Regions from separate parts of the Homo sapiens genome. Here region 2 is linked to region 1. Evidence: chromatin loops called from intact Hi-C (ENCODE). Cell type or tissue: mammary epithelial cell. All regions are shown on one strand.

What was found. Peaks named below come from ENCODE experiments on the same cell type or tissue, not always from the same donor. Only the 100,000 strongest peaks of a DNase experiment are listed, where the experiment ranks them.
Region 2: it touches region 1 in a loop (5-fold over the local background); 4 of 110 quality-filtered maps call a loop at or near these places.

What each region holds. Positions count from the first base shown.
Region 1 is chr6:3,609,744-3,617,743 of GRCh38, forward strand. The region is part of intron 3 of LOC100507336 (a long non-coding RNA gene); the gene reads right to left. Among named protein-coding and RNA genes, the nearest start is that of PXDC1, 140 kb to the right of the region's middle. In mammary epithelial cell, no CTCF peak of the experiment used is centred here; DNase peaks (open chromatin) are centred at 698, 2,708 and 3,098; H3K27ac peaks cover 1,366 bases.
Region 2 is chr6:3,279,339-3,287,338 of GRCh38, forward strand. It overlaps SLC22A23 (solute carrier family 22 member 23), which reads right to left. Exons shown (of 10, transcript NM_015482.2): 7 at 7,521-7,753; 8 at 5,741-5,773; 9 at 4,514-4,637. Among named protein-coding and RNA genes, the nearest start is that of PSMG4, 24 kb to the left of the region's middle. RefSeq lists enhancers at 283-342, 3,180-4,107, 7,589-8,000 and a silencer at 2,757-3,051. In mammary epithelial cell, CTCF peaks have their summits at 385 (motif pointing right) and 3,078; DNase peaks (open chromatin) are centred at 403 and 3,023.

The DNA of each region.
Region 1 (8,000 bases):
CTGTTCATGCCTTGAGATACTGCTTGGTTCCTACTGATGAAACACATGCAGGCAACCCCCTGCAATGCTCTGTAACATCCCTAAGCCCGTCAAAAGGTAGGGTCTTGGGGTCATGGTGGTTGGAGGATTTAACCTGAATTGCTGAGATGGGCAACAGCACTCCCGTTACCTGTGGTTTGTCCTTCAGGGGCAGGGCTTGTGGGTTCTGTCTGTATATCTCCAGCACCCAACACGATATGTGAAATAGCAGGTGCTCTATTGTGAGAACAGAAGAGAGGGAGGAAGCAAAGGTTTGGAAGGAAATTTAGGACCTGAGAAAAAAGGGAAGCATTGTTCTGGGCATGACACCCACAGGGATAGCTGTGTTCTTGCTTCTTTCTAATGAGTAGCTCTTCCTTTAGAGCACAAATGCAGTCAGGGAAACAGCAAACCTGCGCTCCCTGCTCCCATCAGATGCATTTCCTTCTGGCTTCCCCCAGTGCAATGACGAGGGAAGACATTCTCCTCCTCCCATGGTGTTCTGGCAGATTAAGCTGAATAGCTCCATGTGGGTATTAAGTACAGGTTCTAACATCATTTAATTCCACTTCCTTTTGACTGAAACAAGTTCCCAGCTCATACTCGCCCTTATCCCTTGAGGCAGCAAAGCAAGTCATAAATAATCACGGTAATAATGCCATGTAAACACTTTCACTGGGAAGATGGAGGCGCTGGTTTTGAATCTCCAGGATACAGAAGATTATATACAAGTGATGATTCATATTTGCCTCAGCCCCAACAGGAGAAACTCCTTCGCCTGCTCCCCCTACCATGGAGGCCTTGCAGAGTGGGAGAGCTGGTTTTCCAAACACTGTCTTAAAGAGAGAGCATCCATTTGTTTCCTGAAGTTAAAACAGTTCTCTTTGGGAACAGTTTGATTCAGTCTTGATTCTCCCTCTTCATCATGAGATGCCTTAAAAAATTCTTCCTACTATTAGACAATTTTTTTTTTTTTGGAGATGGAGTCTCACTCTGTCGCCCAGGCTGGAGTGCAGTGGCGCGATCTTGGCTCACTGCAAGCTCTGCCTCCCGGGTTCACGCCATTCTCCTGCCTCTATTAGACAATTTATTCTGTGAGGACAGGGATCATGTCGGTCTGTTCAGCATTAAATCCCCAATACCAGCCATGCAGCAGGTGATCAGGAAAGAAGAAATCTTGAATGTTGTTAAGTTCTGATAAAACAAACCAAAACAAGGAGCAGAGACTGACCTAGTGATTGAGTGAAAGAGGTTAAGGCTCAAACTCACAGGACTGAGAACAGAACCTTCCCCACCTCTCTGAGTCCAAGCTGCCTCTCCCAGAGCTTCAGAGCCCTCCTTGCACAAGCCCGTCCCGCAGCTGACATTCGAGACACTTGTTTTTTTCATGTCTAGAATATGATAAGACAGGCATCAGAGGCAATTAGAATCAAGACGAGGAGAGTGTTCTAGGCAATAAGGACAGCCCATAAGACACTAAATAATGATTCTTTGCACTTCCATGGCACCTTTCGTCTGAGGATTTCAACGTGGATTTTAATTTTAATCACATTTCCACGATGAGGCTTCTTATTAGAGATGGAGAACTAGACCTTTGCACCTGGTGCTATACAGACACTTCACACTCAACATATTCCCAACAAAAGTCATGATCTTTTCCCCACACCTCTTCCCTTCTCTGTGTTCTCCTTCTTGGCAAAGGGCACCCTCATCCACCAGGTCCTCAGGGCTGATACCTAGACGCCATTCTAGCCTTCCAGCTCTCTCTCCCCTCCCTTACTGAGGAAAATTGTCCACTATGTCCCACCTCCCAAATGCTTCCCAGGTTCCTCTTGAGTCCAGCCCCCAACCCTGGTCCTTGGATATTTTCCTAAAGGGCAAATCCCATAATGCTGATTCCTGTCTTAAAATCCTTCAAAAGTTCTCTATTGTGAATAAATTCAAACCCTTTATTGCACCATGCAAGTCTTTTCATGACTGGTCTCTGCCTATCTCATTTTTTTATACTTTTTTTTTTTAAGACTGAGTCTCATTTGGTTGCACAGGCTGGAGTGCAGTGGCACAATCTCGGCTCACTGCAACCTCTGCCTCCCGGGTTCAAGCGATTCTCCTGCCTCAGCCTCCTGAGTAGCGGGGACTACAGGCATGCACCACCACGCCCAGCTGATTTTTTTGTATTTTTTGTAGAAATAGGGTTTCGCCATGTTGGCCAGGCTGGTCTCGAACTCCTGACCTCATGATCTGCCCGTCTCAGCCTCCCAAAGCGCTGGGATTACAGGCGTGAGCCACTGCACCCGGCCTCTCATTTTCATCTGCTGCCACCTCATCCCTCAGCTGTTCTCCCACAGCACCCACGTGCGTGTGTGCGCACACATTTACACACTTGCACATACACACCTATGCCACAAGGTGCAGGCCTGCAGTTCCCTAAACTCCCCATACTGTTTCAAGCCTCCATGCCTTTCTACCTATTATTATTCCCCACTTATTTTCCCCATGGAAAACTGCTGCCCATCTTGTAGGACACAGCTCAAGTGAAATTTCCTCTACAAAGCCTCCTATCTCACTAGGAAAAATGGGTCATTTTCTTTTGCACCACCCACATAATGTGAGCTTGTTTCATTTCTACTGCTCACCATGCTGTGTGGCAATGGTTGAGTTACAGCCACAGCCTCATTAGACGGACGCATTCTTTGAGAGCAAGTCATATTCATCTTTATATCCCCAGCACCTAGTGCAATTCTTGGCATACAGCAGGGGCTCCATCGGTGTCTAATGAACTTTTCAACAAATCAGTGAGTCCCTTCCAAAGCTGAGCCAAAGGGAGATTAAACACCTCCCTCCAAGGACAGAGACAAATGGATGGATTGCAGCCAAGAGTAATAAATTATAGCCTGAGTTTAGCCTATCCAGCCACTTATTGAAAGATGAAAATCTGTTCTTTATGTAACTTCAAACCAACACCTGCAGGAGTGATAGCTGAAAGAACTTGTACCAAACCGGATAACAATGTTTCAAAATGCTGGTGGAGGAGGGGAAAGTGTCAGGACAACCTTGTGAATCACTGGGTCTCACAGTATCTTTTGACAAAGGAAGATGCCAAAATATTTACAAACCCGTAAGTTATGCTCTAGTCTCGCAACCAGCAACTTGTAAAAATAGATGACTCATCCACAGGGAAGCTTAATGGCATGGACTGAATTCATCACCTGCTGGGCCAGAGCGATGAGCAGTAATGGCAGATTTTATGAAGAGGCAGTTTGGAGGGCGAGTGGCCTGCTGGTAAGTAACAGAGGCAGAAAATCGGGGAATAAGGATGTTGTTCATTGTATTTGTTGACAGGCAAACAGGGCAGAATAAGAAGCTTCTTTGACTCTCGAATTTTAGCACTAGAAGAAATAGTGAGGATTATATATTTCAGAAGTTCTCACCCAGGATATCAGAACACATTCAGAGTCCTGATCCCAGTTATGAGAAAGGGCCACCTTCGACTACAAATTAGAAATTGCATTTTCTACCAGAACATTAAACGACAAAGGCTGTCTACACTGGGATGTATCAGTGGAAGTGTCTCCAATGTCAACATGGGTCATAGCAGAAGAAACATGGAAAACCACTACATCTTTAGTCCAATTACTTCGTTGTAAGAAGGAACAAGTTAAGGGCCAAATTTAAAGTGACTTATCCAGGAAATAATAGATGCTGGCGAGGCTGTGGAGAAGCAGGAATGCATTTACACTGTTGGTGGGAGTGTAAATTAGTTCAACCAATGTGGAAGACAGTGTGGCGATTCCTTAAGGATCTAGAACCAGAAATACCATTTGACCCAGCAATCCCATTACTGGGTATATACCCAAAGGATGATAAATCTTTCCACTCTAAAGACACATGCACACGTATGTTTATTGCAGTAATACTTACAATAGCAAAGACTTGGAACCAACCCAAATGCCCATCAGTGATAGACTGGATAAAGAAAATGCAGCACATATACACCATGGAATACTATGCAGCTATAAAAAAGAATGAGTTCATGTCCAGGGACATGGATGAAGCTGGAAGCCATCATTCTCAGCAAACTAACACAAGAACAGAAAACCAAACACCACATGTTCTCACTCATAAGTGGGAGTTGAACAATGAGAACACATGGACACAGGGAGGGGAACATCACATACCAGGGCCTGTCAGGGGTTGAGGGGCAAGGGGAGGGAGGGCATTAGGACAAATACCTAATGCATGTGGGGCTTAAAACCTAGATGATGGGTTGACGGGTGCAGCAAACCACCATGGCACATGTATACCTATGTAAGAAACCTGCACGTTCTGCACATGAATCCCGGAACTTAAAGTAAAATTAAAAAATAAAAAATAAAAAAATAACGTGACTTATCTATTGTCACACTCCTCGCAGACCAGGGCTAAGACCAGGACCTCATCTCCTGACTTGTAGCCTCAGGACTCTTTTTGCTTCTCTGGCTGATTTCTGCATTGCTTTTGCCAGCGTTCCACGGCTGTGATATGGACCACCTTGCATTTTAACAACGTTCCAAAACTTTTGCAGGTGGGACGGTAGGAGTTGGAATCTCCAAGTTTCCTTTAGAGCCTAGCTACTTTCTGTGCTACTTTTATAACATTAATTATTAGTTTTTGTGTAATTATTATCATTAGGATAAAAAACTTTAACCTACAGGTATAATATTAATACATCTAAAATAGTGGTTCTCAACTGGGGGTAATTTTCCCACCCCATCTCCCCAGGAACAATTTGTCAATGTGCAGAGACATTTTTGAGGTGTCACAACTCAGGGGGAGAAGTGCTGCTGGCATCTGGTAGTGACCAGGGATCTTGCTGACCATTCTACAGGGCACAGGACAGCCTCACAGCAGAGAAGGATCCAGCCCCAAATGTTAATAGTGCTAATACTGAAAAATCCACTTCTAAAACAAGTGTCAGCTGAGCGTGATAGTGCACACCTGTAAGCCCAGCACTTCGGGAGGCCAGGGCAGGAGGATTGGTTGAGCCTAGGAGTTCAAGATTAGCCTGGGCAGCAAAGGGAGACTCTGTCTCTATAAAAAATTTTTAAAATATCAAAATTTTTAATACTACAAGCACATGCCTGTAGTCCAGGGAGGAATGCTTGAGTTCAGGAGGTGAGGCTACAGTGAGCCGTGATCACACCACTGCACTTTAGCCTGGGCAACAGAGAAAGATTTCGAAGAAAGGGAAGGGGAGGGGAGGGGAGGAGAGGAAGGAAAGGAAGGAAAGAAGGAAGGAAGGAAGGAAAGGAGGGGAGGGGAGGGAAGGGGAGGGGAAGAAAGGAAAGAAAGGAAGAAAGGAAGAAAGAAAGGAAAGAAAGAAACCAAGAAAAAAGAGAGGAAGGAAAGAAAGAAAAAGAAAAAAGAAAAGAAAAGAAAGAAAGAAAAAGACAAGTGCCCTGTACTAAAACAGGACTCTCCTGGGTGGTTCCATTGGCTTAGGAAAGAGCTCCTTCTCTAAATAGACCCAACCTTTCCAGACATATTGTCCAGAGAAAAGTATTTCAGAGAAAGTTTCCTTCGGCATCAATTCTCCCAAGCCGTAAGCTCATTTGGAGGGATGGAGGTAGGTGTGAGGCCAATGGCAGTGCCTGTCTTCAGCAACAAGTCCCCAAATCACAGAAGAACCCAGACCAGCAGGAGAAATTTGAGGAGAGCAGAAGATGAGACTGTGCGTAATTGAAGAAGAAAAACCTCAGAGCCTCCAGAAGGCCCAACTCCTCGCAGGGCCATGGCTTAGAAGGGAAAGGTGAGGATGTGAAAGGGCTGAGACTGCGGTATTTCTTGGTGCAGGCTTTGGTCTGGTGAAAACCATTATTTGACCACATCTTCTCACAGTTGTCCCCGAGGCTGGACAGATGGGGGACTCTGAGAGTCATCCCCAGGATCTACGGTTGTGTTAATGTGGAAGCTGCTGATATATCGTAGGTGGCACTGTACACATTTACTGCCACCTAAAGGGATCCCGTATCATTTTCCCTTTGCCTCTCAGCATTTTTACCCTCAGGATTTGCAATCCCAAAATCAAGGACTGTGGAATTCATTCCCTTGACAGAGCCTATGACAGAGCCCTGCTGGCACACATATTATATGTGTGATAACGATGGTGATGAGGAGGATGAGGAGGATGATGTCGAATAGAAATGCACCTTCTTGAAGGGTTCCTCTCCCACATGAACGCTTATCTTATTTGGTAAGTTCCTTATAATAACAAGTTCCTTATTAGTTTCTACCTGTTCAGGGAGAAGAGAGGTGGAAAATTGCTTGTTGCTCCTTGTCATTTTAACAAGACAGAGTTCCAGGCTTCTTGCCCTTAAACAACCAAAAAGTACATGAGCCTCTTCCTTCAAATGTCAGAATGCCATTTAGCCTGACAGCGTTCTCATTATTATGCACTGAGAGCTTCTCTAACCCAACCTGTCAAAAATTTCTAACAGACAGGAGCCTCATCAACTTGGAGCCAATGTCTCAGTCTTGTGTCAGGGTTTAGAAGCTTTCAGTGAGGTAAGGGGAGAGAGGCCTGCTTGGATGTCCTTTGATACCAGGAGTCCCCTGGGGATTCCTTCCCATCATGTCCTGGAAGAGGAAGAAGCCAGGCTAACGTGGGTGGAAGGTTAGAGAGACACCTTCAAGTGACTGCTTTGGAGATGACCCCAGATCTGCAGTCATTTCAGAGACAGAACAAAGGCAGTCCAGAGAGAGAGCTTCTGGGGGCAGCTGCGACCTCACTGGGATCAACTGGGATTCTGGGGCCAGTTAAGTCCGTTTTCCACGTTGACTCTTCCAGAACCAGAAATGTGCACACTGAACCCACTCCTGCTGAAGAAGACTGCTGTGACTGATGCAGATATGCTAACAGGCACAGGAAAAGGATCCAGGTGACTTTCTTGTTAAAGAAGTGCATGCATTTTCTATCCACCGAAACCCACACAAACAGGTGGCACAAGGGCCCCCTTGGCCAGAGACCAAGTCTCCCTGGGCCTCCAACTTCCATGGAGGCCCCCAAGCTGCCCTTGGTTCCGATGGTGCAAGGAAGCGTCTACCTGTAAGAGCTCTCTTTTGCCACTTCCCAGGAGTTTTAGACCCTTCTGGCCACCCCTGTGCCTTCTAGAATCCCAGGCTAAGCGCCCACCTGTCCACCAGGTGCAGGTAACAGTGACAAACTCAGCATTTGCTGAAGGTCACTGTGAGGCCGTGTGCCTCCAAAGTCCCTCCCTGCTTCCCTCCTGGGTCACACAGGTGCTGTGGCTGTGAAGTCGCAGTTGCGGTAGCAGCGGTGGCAGGATCACTCTCCTTTGGGCAATTCTGGTGAACCTGCAAGCCCAGCCTCTAACTCTGAGACCAAGCAGCTGAGAGTCACCTAAAACCTACAGTCAGAGTCAGCTAAAATTTTACAAACGATGAAGGCACAGCATAGTGCTGTTTATTGGAAATGCGATAATAAAATAGATTTATTTTATTATCCACATTTTAAGCAGTTTAACTTGTTTATGGCTGGCAATAAATTTCGTGGTCTGGAAAATGACACTTAATGACTGAATGTCATAAATCCCTTGTTTTGAACATAAATATATTTCATATTTATTTTTTTTAAATTGCCGCCTCTGCTAAATAAATGTTGGATTACTGTTCAAGGAATATGGGCTCACAAGGGGCGCACATTATTCTCAGGGTACTCATATGTCTTGGAACTGTGCCAGGGCACAGACAGGCGGAGCCTTCCCTCATTTGGGAAGAGATGGTGTAAGCCTCGCCTTTCAACACAATGGCCCTTTCCCTGTCTGCTGCTTGTAGGGTGGGGGTGTGGAGGGAGACTGAGAAGGGAGAGAGGAAAGGGAGACAGAAGCCCCTTCCCTTTATAGGACCTCTCCGGGCTGGGTAGCCCCAGGGGAATCCAGTTCCACAAAAGGGTGCAGGGGAGAGGCACAGAACCAGTGCCGTGG
Region 2 (8,000 bases), 330 kb before region 1:
CGTCTCTACTAAAAATACAAAAATTAGTTGGGTGTGGTGGCGCGTGCACGTAATCCCAGCTGCTTGGGAGGCTGAGGCAGGAGAATCACTTGAACCAGGGAGTTGGAGGTTGCAGTGAGCCGAGATCACGCGACTGCACTCCAGCCTGGCAACAGAGCAAGGCTCCGTCTCAAAAAAAAAAAAAAAAAAAAAAAAAAATCCTTGACATCATTCAGTACGATTAGGAAAAATTTTGGCAGAAGTTGGTATGCCATTTTTGGCTTTGTTTTTTTTTCTCTCTTGAAATCTCAGAGAAAGAGATTGTTACATCCTTGGTTTTAAGGTGTTGGGTTCCTTTCCTGCCCCTGAAATGTGGGCTCTGCCAGTGCCTTTTCTGCTTTTCTCTGGGTTGTCACTAGAGGGCAGCATACGCCCGTGTTTAGAAGTCAGAGCTGCTTGATTTACGGACAGAGAACCGAGGGCGCACACTGCCTCCTTGGGCTTTAGGAGCACAAAATTGTAATACCCACGGGATATCTTTATTTTACTAGCAATAGGATCTCAATAAGGTAGGAAAACTGATATGCAGGCCGACTTCTTACTAGAAATGGCAAACTTCATTGAATTAAGGATTCCAGAATCAAATTGCTGTTAGCCATGTGAACGTTACCATCTCACATTGAAACACCCGAGGCGAGGCTCCTGTTCTAGCTCCTCTTTTATATTACTTAATGTGACTTGACTAAATTTCTGTGAAGTTGAGGATAAGCAAATATTTGTACCATTTTTTATAGAAATAAATACAACTGCTGAAGATGCCCAGCGAAGAAGAAGAATATGAACTGTCCTGTGCTGAGCCCAGGCCCTTTGCACATGGCCTCCATTCTCCACCCCCGCCTAACAAGGTGCCTGTAGTCAGTTTTGTTTTAAGACAAGGACACTAAAGCCGGCCGAGGGACCCACCCAAGGCCACACAGGGAGGCGGCCTCAGGATCATGGGCAGCTCCGTCTGGTTCCTTCCCAGGCTCCGGGCCATATCATCAGCACCCTCCCCTCATCCTGCCCCGCTGCTCATCGCTCGCACGCCACAGGCGCTGCCGGCATGGGACGCATGCTGGCTTCCTGTCTGCTACTCAGTACTTGTTTTCAGATGTGACATTTTTAAGACACAACTTTTTTTTTTTTTTTTTTTTTTTGAGATGGAGTCTCGCTCTGTCGCCCAGGCTGGAGTGCAGTGGCGCGATCTCGGCTCACTGTAAGCTCCGCCTCCTGGGTTCACGCCATTCTCCTGCCTCAGCCTCCTGAGTAGCTGGGACTACAGGCGCCCGCCACCACGCCCGGCTAATTTTTTTTGTATTTTTAGTAGAGACGGGGTTTCATCGTGTTAGCCAGATCCTCTCGATCTCCTGACCTCGTGATCTGCCCGCCTCAGCCTCCCAAAGTGCTGGGATTACAGGCGTGAGCCACCGTGCCCGGCCTTTAAGATACAACTTTTTAAAGAAGTTGAACAGACTCTGATACTCCCTTAACCCCAGGTCATCCTGGCCCTCGGTGCCTATTCTTGAGGCAGCATTAGAGCGGAAGACAGATGTCAGGGAGTCGTCAGTCAGGGAGTGTCTCAGGGAGGCCTGTCCGACTTATGATCTAGAAAGGGCCAGGGCTGCCGGAGTGGGCAGGGCAGGAGAAAACAGGCGGGTGTCATGATCACCAGCGCCTGCCTCCTCTCTCACCTGGACCCCTCCGTGAGGGCAAAGGAAGCCTCGGAGCCCACCTGGAGCATCCAGATGGACAGTGGATAGAAAAGATCCGCCCCAGCACAGCCAGCAGCTGCTTCCAGATCCGCCCAGGACCCCAGGCCACTTCTGCCCATGTCAAGCTGGGAGATGGGCACAGTCAGATAGACTTGCAAAGTCACCCAACTCCCAATGTCTTACAGATGAATCAGAGCTGTGCACTGGCTGATGAGAACCACCACCTGGCCTGGGCCTGAGCGGGTAGCTGGTTCTGTCAACGCGAGGTCTGAACAGAATCTCATGAAACAATATTTAGTTAACTTGGCCTCTATCATCCTTGGGGCAATAGATTTCTGCAGGCCTTTGTTGCTTTTTGTGGTGGAACAAGTATGAAAAGTATAAAAGCATTTTTTGAACTTTTTGCAGAAAATTTCATATCCTAATATTTGCTTCCAGGCAGTCCATCCTGGCCCCTTACCCTTTGCTGCCAGAAGGCTTGTCTGTAATAGTGTCACAGGGAAAGGCTAGTTCTGTGCTAAGAAAGATGGAGCTCACGGGCCCCAGGCTGCCCATCGTGGCTTATCTTGGAATTTTCTCTGTGAAGTGGGGGGATGGTAGGGGAGTCTACTTCCATCCTAGGGCCTCCGTGGGAATTGTTCCTCAGTCATTTGCAAGAAAGAGCTGTGGCCTCCCGATGGCACGGGTGAAAAGGGCTCCCAGCGAGAAGAGGGATTTGTCAGGAACGCTAGACATTCTCCCAGCCTGGCCCAGGGACCCCCTTTGGACTTAATTTCCTTTCATCCTCTGCAGGCACAAAAGCATCACCAAGGGTCACATATTTTTTCCAGTTTGTCATCTTGGCAAGCTGAATCTGAGAACATGTTTGTTGAATTTCTATCCTCAAATCTTTCCAGGTTTGCGTCAAAGAGGAAAAGCTTACAGCATTTCCTTCCGTCTAGCTTGCTAAGCCAAATCTAACAGAGAATAATGATGCCTACCAACTGCCAGAGTTAAGGGGTACCCGCTAGCCACCCCCTCCCCCAACAAAATATGCATAATCATGCAAAGGCTGCAGGAGGCCAGCTGGAAACCCAGAAGGTCTGACTGTGGATTCTGGTCTATTGAAAGACTTGGCTTTGCTGTTTTGTTTGATAAAGGAGAGAAATTTCACTTTCCGTCCTTTAGACAGGGAGTGAGCCTGCGGTCGGCCTGAGGTATCCTGCAACTGCAAGCACTAAATAAGCTCCTGACTCATCTCTCCCCTGTGGCTGATGCAGAAGGTAGGGACAGGATGAGTTCCTTGTGCTTAATCATACAATGCCTTGGCATTTCTGTCCAGGTGCCCAGTAGCTGTCAGGCTGGGCCTGTAGGATACGATCCAAGAGAATGAATCAAAAAGTGTGGACGTGAAGATGCTGTTGTTAGCATGGCTACTGGAAATGTGGAAAGTAAGAAAGTCCACGGACCTGCCTACTTGCTCCCAAAGCCTTCCCCAGCTTAGCCTCCACATAGTCTGCCTTGGACTGGAATAGCCGCTACTGGATTTTCCCAAGGGTGTCATTATGCGGACACCTGGGTTTTGACTCACGGCTGAACTACTGCCATTACTCTCAAGTTCTGTTTTATGAAGGCACGTGCATGAGAAATGCTGATACTCCTTTAAGAAGTTCAGTGTGGTATAACTCAAGCTCCTCAGTAAGTCACAAACAGTGTAGGAAAATGACTGCAGCTGAGTGATGCCCTTTTAGTGGAGGCGTGCCTTTTTATTAACCTATAAGCATGGTGGCAACAGTAAATGGCGTGTAGCACCCATGAACCACGACCCAGGGGCAGAGACGGCACCAGGAAGGGGTCAGCCTCACTTTCCGAACTAAAGCAAAAGTGGCTGAGCACAGGTTAGTCACACCTTTTAGGGAGGTATGAAATGGCCGCAGACTCCACGAGGGCGGGACTGTGCTGCTGTGTTTTCTGGGCCTAGTGTCTGGCGCGCAGTGGGCTCTCCATCCATGTTTCTTACATGAGTCAGTAATCTCACTCGCTGTGCTCGCTTTGGATTCATGACATCAACTTCTCAGGTCAGTATGAAATAAGGCTCTTTTGGCCTGGCACGGTGGTTCACGCCTGTAATCCTAGCACTTTGGGAGGCCAAGGTGGGGGGATCACCTGAGGTCAGGAGTTCGAGACCAGCCTGGCCAACCAGGTGAAACCACGTCTCTACTAAAAATGTAAAAATTAGCCGGGCGTGGTGGCGCACACCTATAATCCCAGCTACTCTGGAGGCTGAGGCAGGAGAATCACCTGAACTTGGGAGGCAGAGGTTGCAGTGAGCCAAGATCATGCCATTGTACTCCAGGCTGGGCAATAAGAGTGAAACTCCATCTCGGGGAGGGCCGGGGGGTAGGCTCTTTCTACTTTGTGAAACATTTTGCACTAGCTGTGCCGTGAGGTCTCTTAGCAGAGTTGGCAGCACAGGTTCTGGTGGAAGTGCGGCATAAGTGATCCGCTGCACTCCCCCCCTTGCCAGACGCTCAGACACTGACATATTTCCTGGGCCCAGAGTAGCTCCCTGTTCCCCCTTCCTCCTGCTGCTGCCTGGACAGGACCCCAGGGCCAGGTTCTCACTGCCTCTTGGGCGCCTCGGGGTTGGGTCCAACAGCCACCTCAGCTATGAACCACGAAGCTGATGTGTCCAGAGCCAGAGACAGAGCTGACGCTGGTTAATCCCACACCAGCCTGGAGCCAGGGACTCGTCTTTGATTTCCGAGAAGCCGGCGTCCCCTGGGGTGTCTCCCATGACGCACCTTATCACCGTCGGGGTGATCTCCGCACAGAAGAACACGCTGAGGCTCCCCACCGCATGGGAGGCAAACATGCCCACGATGGAAAACGCGATGGAAAATTTGTCCTTGACGCTGTCACTCATCCCTGGGGGAAGGTCAGAAGAAGGTGGTGAGGGAAGAGAGGAAGCCAGGCCAGGGTGGGAGGGAGGCCTGGGGCTGCACAGCACAGCTCCTTCCCAGTGTCCAGCTTGCGGCATGGATGGGTATGCAATTCCCTCTGGGGACCAAGCAGCACCTCAAGGACTAGAAGCCCAGAGCCCCTGCAGTGGGTTTTGTGGGGCTTCTATGAGTCCCTGTGCGTCAAGCATGCTGAAGCTCATGGTGGCCTCTATTGGAATTCCTCAGCCGGGAGCCATGCCTGGTGGGAGGGCAGGCTGGCATGTCCCTGGTGCCACAGCGACATCCCTCTGCCCTGGCCTATGTTTGCTCCAGTCAGGTCTGATGTGCCCAACGTGTGGGACAGGGTAGCTGAGTCAGGGTTGATTTAAGGAAACAAAAACTCAAGCCACAGAATTTATGGGCCCAGAAGGCAAGTGTTCAACCCATCAAAGCCCTCGTAAATGGCACCGGAGACCGACCTCGCGCCAGGACAGGGTCTGGCACAGTGCACGGGCATGCTGTCAGGACCATACAGCTGGGGCTCAGCTCAGCTTCCCCAAGGCTGCATAGAGGGCAAGCACTCTCCAGGGACACGGGCGAGGGCTGGGGCAGGCCAGGCGGGTGCAGCAGCAGCTTCGAGGTGCAGGGCGGCACTGTGCTGTCCCCATGGGCTGCAGGGCAGCAAGCTTACATGAGTCAAAGGGGGACAGCGGCTTCCCCTGGCAGCACAGACAGCCGGGCCCCAGCACTCCCAGGCTTTCTCCCCCCACCCAGACAACTGTCCCTAAGACAAAGCATGTTGGCGCCGGGCCAGGGCCTGTGCTGAGCCTGGTGCCAGGGGAAGGGGCGGGGGCATGCGTGCCAAGCAGCACACAAACAGGGAAGCACCAGTCGCTCTTTCTAGAGGCAAGAGGGAGAATACAAATGTATCCGTATAGTGTCCAACCTACGGCCAACTTCAGCTGCAGTTCTTGGAGGGCAACGGGGAGAAAGAGAAAATGGAAACCACAGGTCCGTGAGTCTTCGAGAAAACACCCATTTAGATGTAATATGAGACGAGGAAGCACAGCCCACGCGCTTGGGACTCACCTGAGTCTGGGTGCTGGCTGTACTTTCCAATCACTGGACCCGCAGACATGATCGCACCCACACGGACAAGGGCCAAGCAAGCGAGAAGAGAGAAGAGAGCACATTAGGTGTGGAGTTAGCCTAGCGTGTTCCCATGCGACTTGGTTCAAGCAAACTCCCTTCCGTGTCTGGGATGGCGCTGGCCGCCGGGGCAGTGGAATTCATACTGCGCTAAACAAAGATCTTTTTGTTAGGAAGACAGGAGTGAGACCCTGCTGGCCTCAGAGCCTGAGGAGAAAATGGAACCTTCACAGTGAGACCCCAGCAGGTGCAAAGGGTGAGCTTCCTTGCATGTAAAGTCACCCACAGGTCACTGCCGCCTGCATTCAAGCTGCGTCAAGTGCTGTGGGGTGCCCCTGCCAGCCCCAGCTCTGCTCCTCACGGCTGCTTGGTGTTCGCCTGGGGCTCCTGTGCATTCCTGCTCAGGGCCAAAGGGGCACCACAACACCCGGGGGCTGAGGCACCCTGCCACTTCCGTCCCAACTGTGTGAGCAGGAGACTCCCTGGAAGGGCAGCTGGGGAACGGGGATGGAGGGAGACAGGCGCCACGTGTGCAATCCATTAGCTAAGCCTAACAGCAGTCTCCCAGCAAGGTATAGATTGCATAAGAACTGTCCAAGTTAGAAAGCTGCTCCTGAGTTTGAAGTGAGCCATCTCTAATCTAGGCTGCACGACAAGGCCGCTCTGATCTGGGTGCGGTGGACAGCCCTGGCGTCTAGTTCTGAGAGCCCGGGTTCATTTTCCTTGTAAAGGCAGGGGAGCTCTGTGGGGTCGATGTTCCCGCAGTGTCCTGAGCCTGTCCCAGGAGGACCGTGCCAGGGTGGGAGAAGAGGCTCATCGGTCCTGCCTGTTCACGTCGCGCCCTGGGCTGGCCACGGAGATGCTGTGGTGGTTTGTCCATACACGGGAATGGGTATTTGTTGGTGAGGAGCTATACAGAGCTTGCTGGAAGGGCCAGATGGACTCTCTAGCTTTGCCTTAGATTTTTTTTTTTTTTTTGAGATGGAGTCTTGCTCTGTCACCCAGGCTGGAGTGCAGTGCTGCGATCTCAGCTTACTGCAACCTCTGCCTCCCAAGTTCAAGTGATTCTTCTGCCTCAGCCTCCTGAGTAGCTGGGACTACAGGCGTGTACCACCAAGCCCAGCTAATTATTTTTTGTATATTTAGTAGAGATGGGGTTTCACTACATTGGTCAGGCTGGTTTGAACTCCTGACCTCATGATCCGACCGCCTCAGCCTCCCAAAGTGCTGGGATTACAGGCGTGAGCCACCGCACCCGGCCAGATTATTTTTAACCTTTACTGAGAAATTCTTTGGTCCAAAGAGAAGCTGATGAACTCGGGAACATCTGCTGAAAAGCAGGGCCCTAATGCAAGGGTGACAAAACAGATTTATTTCCCCCTTAATGTCACTCGAAAGAGACAATCCTTTGTTCTTCTTGGTCATGTGATGAATCACACAGAAGCAGTCTACCTATTAGCAAAGACTGGGCCACCAGGACTCGGAAGGAATCATGGTGCAGCCCGGGCCGGGGCAGGGGCAGGGGGAGGCGGGAAGGCCCAGTGCCCTCTAAGGCGGGCTCCACAGATGCTCTCAACTGAAGCTCTGTTCTCCCCAAAGCAGCTCCTTCCAGCAGTAGATTTTAGAGTGGCCAGCGGAGTCTTATGCAGCCCTTTCAAATGCCCTTGGGGATCTGCCAGCTTCCCTCCCTGCACCCAGCCCACCTCCCCGACCCACTCACGGTTGAGGAGGCCGAGCTGCAGGAGTGAGGCCAGGGCGGTGAGGATCATGAAGAGCAGCAGCCCTCCCCTGCGCCCGAGGAATCGGACCACCACGCACATGGCCAGGCAGGACACCAGCGCGATGCTGGCCGTGGTATAGTAGTCAGCATAGAAGTTCTCCAGGAGCGGCACCTTCACCTCGTGGCCCATCATGCTCCTGGCAAAGCAGTGGTGGATCCCGTACCCCGTCAGCCTGTGGAGACATACCGAGCGGCAGTGGGTGGGCTGCCCCCATGCCAGGGGCTGCGCTGCCTCCTGGGAGTTCGTGCTGTCAGGTGACCAGGAGATGAAGAAGCAACTCAATGTGTCATAGAAAAGCCCATCATGACCGAACCACGAGCAGATTACAGAGCCAATGCAAAAGAGGAGACGTGGGAGAAATATGGAATGCTTCTCCTGATGGAGGTCCAGGCTCATGCCCCACTACCATGGCTTTAATA